Regions from separate parts of the Mus musculus genome. Here region 1 is linked to region 2. A link is a loop called in an ENCODE intact Hi-C map of the cell type or tissue named here. Cell type or tissue: left cerebral cortex. All regions are shown on one strand. Each heading gives the region's core, and the rest is flanking DNA. Links, peaks and the distances in the headings are about the cores only.

What was found. A loop is a pair of places that touch in the nucleus more often than their neighbours do. Peaks named below come from ENCODE experiments on the same cell type or tissue, not always from the same donor. Only the 100,000 strongest peaks of a DNase experiment are listed, where the experiment ranks them.
Region 1: a loop joins it to region 2, with 10 times the contacts of the local background. A loop is called at or near these places in 2 of 42 quality-filtered maps.

What each region holds. Positions count from the first base shown.
Region 1 is chr13:35,128,482-35,133,863 of GRCm38, reverse strand. No RefSeq gene overlaps it. Among named protein-coding and RNA genes, the nearest start is that of 4930529N20Rik, 37 kb to the left of the region's middle. In left cerebral cortex, for the core only: no CTCF peak of the experiment used is centred there; DNase peaks (open chromatin) are centred at 1,777, 1,952, 2,396 and 4,206; H3K27ac peaks cover 786 bases.
Region 2 is chr13:35,498,378-35,503,759 of GRCm38, reverse strand. No RefSeq gene overlaps it. Among named protein-coding and RNA genes, the nearest start is that of Cdyl, 160 kb to the left of the region's middle. In left cerebral cortex, for the core only: no CTCF peak of the experiment used is centred there; DNase peaks (open chromatin) are centred at 1,857, 2,197, 2,698, 3,310 and 1 more place; H3K27ac peaks cover 2,131 bases.

The DNA of each region.
Region 1 (5,382 bases), core at 275-5,274, 370 kb after region 2:
GTTGGTGGGATTGCAAGCTTGTACAACCACTCTGGAAATCAGTCTGGCGGTTCCTCAGAAAATTGGACATAATACTACCGGAGGATCCAGCAATACCTCTCCTGGGCATATATCCAGAAGATGTCCCAACAGGTAAGAAGGACACATGCTCCACTATGTTCATAGCAGCCTTATTTTTAATAGCCAGAAGCTGGAAAGAACCCAGATGCCCCTCAACAGAGGAATGGATACAGAAACTGTGGTACATTTACACAATGGAGTACTACTCAGCTATTAAAAAGAATGAATTTATGAAATTCCTAGCCAAATGGATGGACCTGGAGGGCATCATCCTGAGAGAGGTAACACATTCACAAAGGAACTCACACAATATGTACTCACTGATAAGTGGATATTAGCCCAAAACCTAGGATACCCAAGATATAAGATACAATTTGCTAAACACATGAAACTCAAGAAGAATTAAGACTGAAGTGTGGACACTATGCCCCTCCTTAGAATTGGGAACAAAACACCCATGGAAGGAGTTAAAGAGACAAAGTTTGGAGCTGAGACGAAAGGATGGACCATCTAGAGACTGCCATATCCAGGGATCCACCCCATAATCAGCTTCCAAACGCTGACACCATTGCATACACTAGCAAGATTTTATCGAAAGGACCCAGATGTAGCTGTCTCTTGTGAGACTATGCCGGGGCCTAGCAAACACAGAAGTGGATGCTCACAGTCAGCTATTGGATGGATCACAGGGCTCCCAATGGAGGAGCTAGAGAAAGTACCCAAGGAGCTAAAGGGATCTGCAACCCTATAGGTGGAACAACATTATGAACTCACCAGTACCCCGGAGCTCTTGTCTCTAGCTGCATATGTATCAAAAGATGGCCTAGTCGGCCATCACTGGAAAGAGAGGCCCATTGGACTTGCAAACTGTATATGCCCCAGTACAGGGGAACGCCAGGGCCAAAAAAAATGGGAATGAGTGGGTAGGGAAGTGGGGGGGGAGGTTATGGGGGACTTTTGGTATAGCATTGGAAATGTAATTGAGGAAAATATGTAATAAAAAATAAATAGATTTTAAAAAATTGGAAAAAAAAAGAATTGAGATGTTATTTCTCTCTGTTAGGAGTTCAGGCCTACCATAGTTCTTTGCAAGTAGAATGCTATCAACAGTAATAGTCACTACCCAAAGTAGACCCATAAGAAAATAGAGTAATAACAAGCTATGAAACAATCACCTCCAAAGCTCCAACCAGTTTAGGATGTGAAGGGACGTTAATAGTACTTTGTGTCAAGTATATTAGTTATTCTAGATAGCCTTAGGAAAAAAGGAAGAAAATACAATAGGATTATTGATTACTATTGAGGTTCTAGAAAATAGAGGAAGGGAGCATATATGGCAGGGGGACTTTTGGGGAAAAAAGTGTCTGGTGAGGGAATTTCAATGAAAGGTAGAAGGAAGAAAGAGATGGTAAAGACATGCTGCAGATAGCTTAGACCATGCTCAGCTCTCTGGAGGCCAAATCTCAGGGACTTTGCAAACCAGGCCAGACTTTGTTCTTTGGGAAATGAGAACATGAAAGAGTAAGGGCACAGAGAGAAAACTCTATGTAGGGCAAGAACACCGAGGAGCTGAAAGGGCGTGGGCTATCAAAGATGGAATAGACGTAGAGGAGGGAGAACTGGTAGGAGGTGAACCATGAAAACTGACTGGCCCAATTGTAGGGCTTCTTCGGGACTCTCCCACATGCCTTTCCTGGCTCCCAAATGCTGTCTGGCCTCTGGGAGTTGCTCAGCCAAAATGTGTTATTTTTACTTCAGGATGCTAAGTGAGCATGGCCCCTGAAGGATGCTGAAGCAGATTGTGAGTGATACCAAAGCCCCTCCCACCCATTTCCTCTAACCAAAAAAAAAAAAAAAAAGCTCCAGGCTCTTGCTCACGAGGTAAAATTACATTCACCCCTTCTCTGAAGCCTTTCCACGCTCTCCCAGTGTGACTCACGCGCTTCCTGCATCAACGCCACTCATGTGTGTCATTATGTGCTACATTACTGCCTCTCAGAATGATTTGAGGGAGTCATTCTGATGTGTGTTTGTGTGTGGTGGTGGTGGTGGTGGTGGTGGGTGGGTGGGTGGGTAGGTGGTGTTGTTCTCCAGACCTGACTCACAGCGCCCTTCCTCTGCTTCTTTATTCTGGCATCTAGAATCATCAAGCATGTATCTGGGAACAGGCTGCAGCTGCTGATGCAGTGAAATCGAAAGGGGAACTGAGAAATCTTGGCAGGCTCCTGATCTGCCACTTCTGCACAGAACACACCTTACCAGCCACCTGCCTGACCCACTTCCACAATCTGACTAGTCATTTCTGAGTCTACCTTCAGCCCCAGAGGCTGTATGTACATCCAAGGCTCACCAGTTGTGGAATGAAGGAGGGAAGGGGAGCTTGCCACATTGAAGGAGGTGCTGAGAGGGAACAGCACAGCCAGAATGCATGCCAGCCCTGGGCTGCTATCACAACCAGTCAGAAGCCAGGAGCACAAGTGGCACCCACATGACAGAGAACCAGAAGTGCCAGGGATCCATTTGGCATCCTAAACCCAAGTGACTCTGTGGAGGACTCTCCATGGAAAAGACCTTGCCTGGGTGGATGATACAAGCTTCAGTTTTGGGCAGAAGCCAATATGGATGACTGTACCCCAAAATCTTGACCTTGTGGGCAGGGGAGAGGAGACAATTACACCCCTATCCCCATGTCCGGGTGCTATGTCCATAACAAGGCTAAATCCACAAACCAAGAGAGGGCTTGTCCTCTGCACTGTACAGTCAGGTGAACAGAGGGGACAGGAATTCAAATTACAAGCTCCCCCTGTGTCTACATGGCAAAGAGAGCTGTATAATCAGGAAGAAAGGGTGGCTGTGGTCTTCTGTGGATCACAAACAGGCCCAAGTTGCATTGGGCTAGAAAATAAATGTACCTTTCAGTAGAAAGGGAACCTGTCACCTTTGATGCTTTACAATAGGGAAGTGTCGTTTTTGTGTGTGCCAAGAACTTTTATTTACATCATCCCCACCCATCTCACACATCTCACATCATCTTGTAGTAGTTCTCTCTCTCTCTCTCTCTCTCTCTCTCTCTCTCTCTCTCTCTCTCTCTCTCTCTCTCTCTCCTTTCTTCTCTCTCTCTTCTCTCTTCTCTTTCTCTTCTTTCATCCCCTTCTCTCTTCCTGCCCTTCCCTCTCCCCATTTTCTTTCTTCCTTTCTTCCATCCTCTCTCTTCCCTTCTTTCTTTCCACTTCTCCTCCTCCTCTCCCTTCTTCATTTTTGGTTTTTTGAGACAGAGTTTCTCTGCATAGCCCTAGCTGTTCGTGAACTTGTTCTGTAGTCCAGACTCACCTTGAATTTAAAGATCCCTGCCTCTGCTTCCTGAATTATGAGATTCAAGTTTTGTGCCACCATGCACTGCTCAAGTGATGCCATTTTCAATTGTCACAGAATATCCTTGCTTCCAGGGCAAGTGCCTACCAATGATGGTGAGATGCCTTTCACCCTATAGCTAGTCAGGAGAGGAATAGGCAAGACTTTCTGACCCAGAGAGAAGGAGAGGATTTCAGGGGGAACCCTGGAAGTCTCTATCAGGACACAAATAAAGAAGGAAGTGACCAGGCGAGACCAAGATGACAGGTAACAGGCCACATGGCTGGAAAGTAGGCCAGGCCAGTATTATCAAATTCGAATAGCTCAGAATCTTCCCACTATAGTGCCTGAAGCTTTTAATAAATATAAAAGTCTCCAAGTCATTTCTCCGCGTTATTACTCTGAGTATGGGTGGATGTAGAAAGTTTTGTATTTTTACACTTCTCACCTCCTTTTCTCTCTGCAAAGGCTTCTTTGGGACAGGGCAAGGCACATGACACACCAGGATGGGAGAAGCCAGGAGAGTTAGGATCCAAGAACAAGAAGATTTAACACAACACGTGCTTCAGCCTTTTTGGAGTGTGGTAAAAACCAGGAAGCCCTGAGTCTTACAGAACTTTACAGGAAAGCTGGAACCCAAGGCTGACCAGAGCTGCCTGCTTCATTTGAAAAGGAGGGGACACTAGCTTCGCCTTCACAGACACATCACTCACCACCAAACTGCCAGACTGCCACAGCAGAGTAGAAGAAAGAGGGAACAGGATGTGGGGCAGGGCTATCAGACTTCAAAGAGTGTCATCCCCACCCCCTCAGGAACAAAGTGTGTGGGAGATAGGGGAGACAGTGTGTAACTGCGGGTGACTGCCAACTGCCATTGTGCTCTGTGAAATCTTTAAGTTTGTAGAACCTTTGAGAGATGAAGCCTTGCTGGATGGAGCAAGTGAGCCACTGGAGGCAGGTTTTGACATCACTTCCTGCTCACTCTCTCTTCCAGGCTGCTGATTCAGTGTGAGAAGTGGACCTTGTGCACTTGTCACCAGGATGGACTGTATACCTTGAAACTGTAAACCCAAATAAAACCCCTTTCTTAAGATGCTTTTGTCAGGGTGTCTTACCCCAGCAACAAAAGAGAAACGAGTGCACACTCTGAGTCCAAGTTGAACACGCCTCTTTTCTTCATAAAGAGCCCTGCCTCAACAACAGAAAATAGACTAAGAGACGTCTATACTGAAGGGACAGCAAATTTCTAATTTCCCACAAGCACAGAGAAGTTGGAGAGCCGGAATCTTTCATTCTTGTCACTAGTCCCCTAGTCCTTCTATAACTTAAGGGACAGTCCCTTGAATTTTTGCTTCTTGTGCTGGCTTGCATGCCTTTTGGTGAAATTTATATAATGTCTACCCCGTAATTTTAGTAAAAGAATCACAAAAACCTAGTAAAGGAATATATAGGGCTGGGGAGGTAGCTCAGTAGTTAAAAGCACTTGTTGCTCTTTCAGAGGACCTAGGTTCATTTCCCACCATCCACATGGTAGCTCACAATCATCTGTAACTTCAGTTTCAGAGTATTTAATGACCTCATCTGGTTTCCACAGGCACCAAAGTTCACGGTCAGCCTAGCTACATTCTATGTTCAAGGCCTGCTTAGACTACATTAGATGTTTCCTCAAAAAGAAAACAGAAAGGAAGAAAACTAAACCAAGAGAGCAGTGCACTATAGATGCATTTAGATGAGGTATACATAGGCCAATTCATAGAGGTAAGAAGTCAATCAGTGCTTGCCAGATGTGGGGGATGGAAGTATGAAAAGTTATCGCTATTGGGGTTGGGGTTTCCTTTGGAGGTGATGGAAACCTTCTGCAAGTAGTAGTGATATTTGGACAGTTAGTATTTATATTAAAATTCACTGAAATACATACTTTATTGAAATGTTAATTTCATGTTATATTAATTGTGTTTCAACTGAAATGCT
Region 2 (5,382 bases), core at 291-5,290:
GCCAGCGGTCATGCTGCCCTACCGGGGCTGGGCCAACAGCTGCTGGTGGAGGAGTGAGGCTGGCAGCGGCTCTGGAGGGAGGCATGTGCCGGCTCGGCGCCAGAGCTGAAGAGCAGTGGGCAGCTGCTGGGAATCGAAGACTGGACGAGAACAGAGGGTACCATAACACCCCAGACTCCCTGGCATACCTCCTCAAAGCAATGTTACCGCTGCCGTTGTATTTCCGGCTCCCCAAATTCTGCGAACACTGAGTCTCTCTCCTCTTTCTCTGTCTTCAGGGCCCACGCCAGGCTGCTACTCAGCCTTGTCACACAAATGATTGAACAAAGTGAGGGTGGGGGCTGGGCTGGGGCTGGCTGGGGACAGTTTTTACGAGCTCCCGGGGGAGGGGGGCGGCTGTTCATTTATCCCAGCAGCAAGGCAAATACTCTAAAACCCGTGACCCCACCCTTTTCAAAGAAATGTAATTTGCTCTTGTCAATAACATGGATTTCCCACCTCAAAAGAGCCAACATTTTCTCGTTATTTATCAAATCTTTTACACTCTGATGACTAATGAAAAACTCTCTGGCAATTTGTTACTGTGTTGGCATTGTTTACCATCAGAAATGACACTAGAACACAGGGGCACTCCGTTACAATTGCATTCAAAGTTTACTCTCTCCCCAGGGAGCATATACCCCCACATATCCATAGGGGCTGATAACCATTATGAATACAGCCTTTATGAATAATCTACGAGGCACTCAGCACCTCAAAACACCACATTGCAATTCATCAGCTCATTTTGGCATCATGAGAGTGTTTGTGATGTCACCTCAGTTGAAAAGAACGAGACTTAAAGCAGGGAAACATCTTTACTAAGGCCATATAGCAAGTCAATTGCAGTGTAAGTATAGGTCACCATAGCCTTCAGCCAGAGCTCCTTCCTCTGAACTGTGTTTGTGAAGAACATGTTAGAATCAGGGAAAACATGTGAGACACCACACACACACACACACACACACACACACACACACACCACATACATGTTGTTGTTTTTTTTTTTTTTCCTGCTGGGCTGTGTTTCTCCTGTCTGCAGCCCAGGCAATCTTGAAATGTGCAATAGGTACTTCCTTGGAAATCAATAGGGTCATTTTATCCGGCCACATCATATAAAATTGGCATTTACAAATTAAGATATTCAATTATCAACAACTCGATATATTTCTAACTAATTGCTCTCCCTGGCTTCATGCTGGGCGTCGTTCCCACATAGCTGCAAACTGGCCTTTTCTTTGGTTTAATTTGGCTGGTTTCTCCACTTTCAATTTTGCTGCCCCTTGGTCTGAATCTGCCAGTGACCTCAGATCATTGTTTTACCAACCTCCATAACTAATTGAGCCAATTGCAGAGGCAGCTGGCCAAACTTCGCAATTAACCCCAAATCCAGTCACTCAGGGTGATACAAATATGACTCACAGATGGGTAGTTTACAAGAATTCTCAACAGGTCTAGCCTGTTCCTGATTCGGCAGGAAAGGAATTCTCTTAGTATTCTGCTGTTTGTCTGACCTGAATAGTGTGTGCTGGGTCGTGGGACACTTCTGAAATTGTTACAGGGGGGTCTTAGGAACTTAGGAGGGTGTCTTGGCTGAATGCTAGGTGGGCTAGCCAAGTGGCCAAAGACATATTTATTAGCGTCATTCATTTTTACCATCCGGCGGAAGCTCGTGTCTTGTTCCACTCGCCTGACTCCCACCATCTGGAGTGAAGTCAGGATATGCTCACCAGAAAGCAGGGATGGACAAGCTCCAAGTGGGGGCTGCCTGGCAGAAGGGCTGGAGGCTGCCTGGCAGAAGGGCCTCGGCCACCACTGCAAGATGTCAGAGCTGCCTGCTTCCTGCATACGGTTTGAGAAATGAGAACAGTGCTCTCTTTCTGTGTTTTCGGGTTACATGATATTTTTGTGAACCACTTGATGTAGGGCTTGAGAATAAATCAAGCTGGGAGCCCTCTGGTACTGCTGACTTGGAGAATGCCCTGAAGGTGTGTCTCAATGATCTTTCTCTGACACTGAGCGCTTTGTTTTCATTTTGCACTCTAAGCAGAGAGAAACCACAGAAGGCCAGGGCAAGAAACCTAGCATCTCTTAGAAAGATAGCAGAACCCCGGACTAATGCTGCAAAGAACATTATAGGAGTAGCTGGCCAGGGTTCTGGTGAGAATTTTGGAAAGCATGTGGGAGGGATGTAAAATATTCCTGAAATCAGTGAGACGACAGCAGCAGGATGTGAGCCCTGTGGAAAAAAAGAGAAAATCCAACCCTGAGTTGTGGTCTTTGTTGATTTCCATGGAGTAAAAATAATCCCATTGTGGCCAATTTTGAAGTGGCTTAATTTAACAACTGGCTTGCAAAATTTCTGGGTGTTTGATAATCTCTGCAGAGCTTGTGTGAGCTGATTCCTAAGTGTACTCTCTTAGGGGCTCCAACATTAAAACGGGGCAAATGTGCTACACACTTTAAAATATAAGGATCTGGGCCAGAAGCAAGTATCCCAGGGAGACCCAGGCCCCATCCTCTCCTCTCTCAACCCATCACTGCCTGGCTCCCTCAGGCCCAAGATCAAAGTCCAGATACCCTGACTAGAAACACTGTGCTCCCAGTCAGTGCTCGGCAAACTCCCAGAGCCTGTGTCTTTTCTGGAAACGGTCTCCAGCCTCACCACTGCAAACATCACAGTGCCTGCCATGAAAGCCGGTTCCCGCTACAGCCTAGCAGGCAGAGCCACTAGAGGACCAGACTGCTGCTCTCCTGGAGGGAGGGAAAATGCTGAGGGTGGGTGTTGATCCATCACTGTGCACAAGACAGTTTTACATCCCAGAGTGGGCCCAAGCATAGTTTAAAACAGATGTCCACCAGAGTAGAAACTCAATCCACCATTTAGGAAGGTAGAAGACAGCCTGTAATTGGGTAGGTTTATAGGACTATGGGATGGGTTTATTCCATGAGAAATTTCTGTGATTGCAACTGGAAGAATTCAGTGTTCATTAATAAACTATTCTTGCAGGTATGTAAGGCATAGGGGTATATCTGTGTTTTGACAACATGTTTTTGTAAAGTTTTTTTAGTCATTGTTTTTAAATTGTATGTGTGGCACCTGTGGTTCTGTGCACTACATGTGCAAATAAATGCCCACAGAGGCCAGAAGACGGCATCAGATCCCCCTGGAAATAGAGTTACAGAAGCTTATGATCTGCAGTGTGGCTGTTGTGACTCAAACCCAGGTCCTTTGAAATGCAGTGAGTACTCCTAACTGCCAAGCTATCTCTCCAGTCCTCATCCCCCACATTTCAAATCGGGACTTTGAATTCCTTATGTGAGAAATATGAACGGCAGGAATGAACTACTCTTATGTACGGTCTTCTCTGGGCTGTGCTTTCAAGGTGCCCATGACTCTCACATCTTCACACTGTTTTGTGAAACTCTCAGTCCCTTTATCATTTGCCTGCTGGCTCTCATACTTTTGGGGGCATTTAATGTTCCAGTGACCATCACTATTTAGCTGTGTTAAATATATTTTTTTGATGAACAAACTTAAGGAAACTATAGATTATACTAAGAGTTTATTGTGAGTCCTCCTTTGAGTCTCTGCTGTTCTAGGCTGTATTATCTATCAGAGAAGTGTGCTCATGGGGCTCCAAGCTAGCTTCGGATCAGCTTTACCCAAAGGATGCTGTGTCATCTCCTAGGGCTTCCATGGCCAGGTGCCATAAGGCAGGTGGCTCAGAACAACAGATATTTATTTTTTATGGTTTTGGAAGGACTCTGCTTTTTTTCCAGGCACTGCCAGGAACCCCTGGGGCTCCTTGGATTGTAGAATACGCAGAGTTTGTACATGTGCTGCTCTGTGTTTCTGTCTCTTTCCTCCTTCAAGAACAGTAATCCAACTGGGTGAGGATCCTAACTAACTGAGTATTAACTTCACCTGCACTTGATATGTATAAAGACACTATTTCCAAATAAGGTCACAATCACAGGTAAAAAGATTTGAACATAGGTTTTGAGGGGGCAGTGTTTAGCCCACAACAAAGAACTGTTCACATTCCCTCAAACTGGGATTCCAATAAATACATTTTGAGAAATGATATCTCAAAAAACTTGAACTGCAGTTGGGATTTGGGATTTGTAATTTGTAATTTGTAATTGAATATCCCTTCTCCAAAATGCTTGTGACTGGAAGTGTTTCAAACTGGCTGCTCAGGTACCTGGGTTTAATTGACAGCACCCACAAGGTAACCCGAAACCACCTTTACCCCTGTTCCAGAGGCTCCGGTACCCTTTTCTGGCTTCTACATGTGGTGCACAAACATACACAAAGAAAAAATGCACATACACATAAAGATAAATAAATAAATAAATAAATATCATTTAAAATCATAAACATTTTGGAATATTTGCATGCTCATAATATGAAATCTTGTGGGGAGGGACCCAGTACAAACACAAGGCATTATGCTTCATGCTTGATGTCTTATAATCAGAGCCTGTTGGCCATTTTATTTTTAGTGTCCTTGCATTCTGACTGTGACCTGTCCAGTATGGGAATTTCTACTCAAGGTATCATATTGGTGTCCCCAAAGTTTCAGATCTGGGGAAATTTTAGATTTCAGAGGCTTGGACTAACAATATTCTAAACCAGGAAACAGGGGCTCTTTTTTTGATGTCAAAGGGTACTTGGCTATAGAGGAGGAGAAAATATGGTTTATACTAGTCTTTCTTTAAAAAACAAATCATTATGGAGGAATAGTCTGTGAAAATATGAGGAGTCTATGTGGCTTTGTTACTGGCAGAAAGCTTAGCTGTTTTTGTCTCACACTGTTAATGGGGACACACAAAAGACACTGTAGCACAAATCTATCTTAATAGTTCAGTAGTTGGTTTCCAACATTGTTGGCCTCCTTTGCCATCCTTTGTGTCTTCTTTTATGCATCAGACCTCCATATTCTAATGAAGTGTCAGTCTACAACAGTCCAAGTGCCTAACCATAGCTCAAAAGAGACAAGAACCACTGCTCCACGTTATGGCTCCTGTGAGCTCAAAAGTCCAGCTTCCTACGGCAGGGTTTACCTGACAGGGGCAGGAACATTTTCTCCATTTCTACAATTAAAATATGATTAATGAATCAGCCAAACACAAATACAGTTATGTGTCACTTAATGACAAAGACACATCCCAAGAAATGTACCCTTTGGCAGCTTGGTAGCTGTGTGCACATCATAGACTATAATTAAGTACACAGATCAAGACAGCAGTGACATATGTGGGCAATAAATACCACTGGATGAGGCCACTACAGAATACAAGATCTATCATTGACTAAAATATCTCAAGGAATAGGTT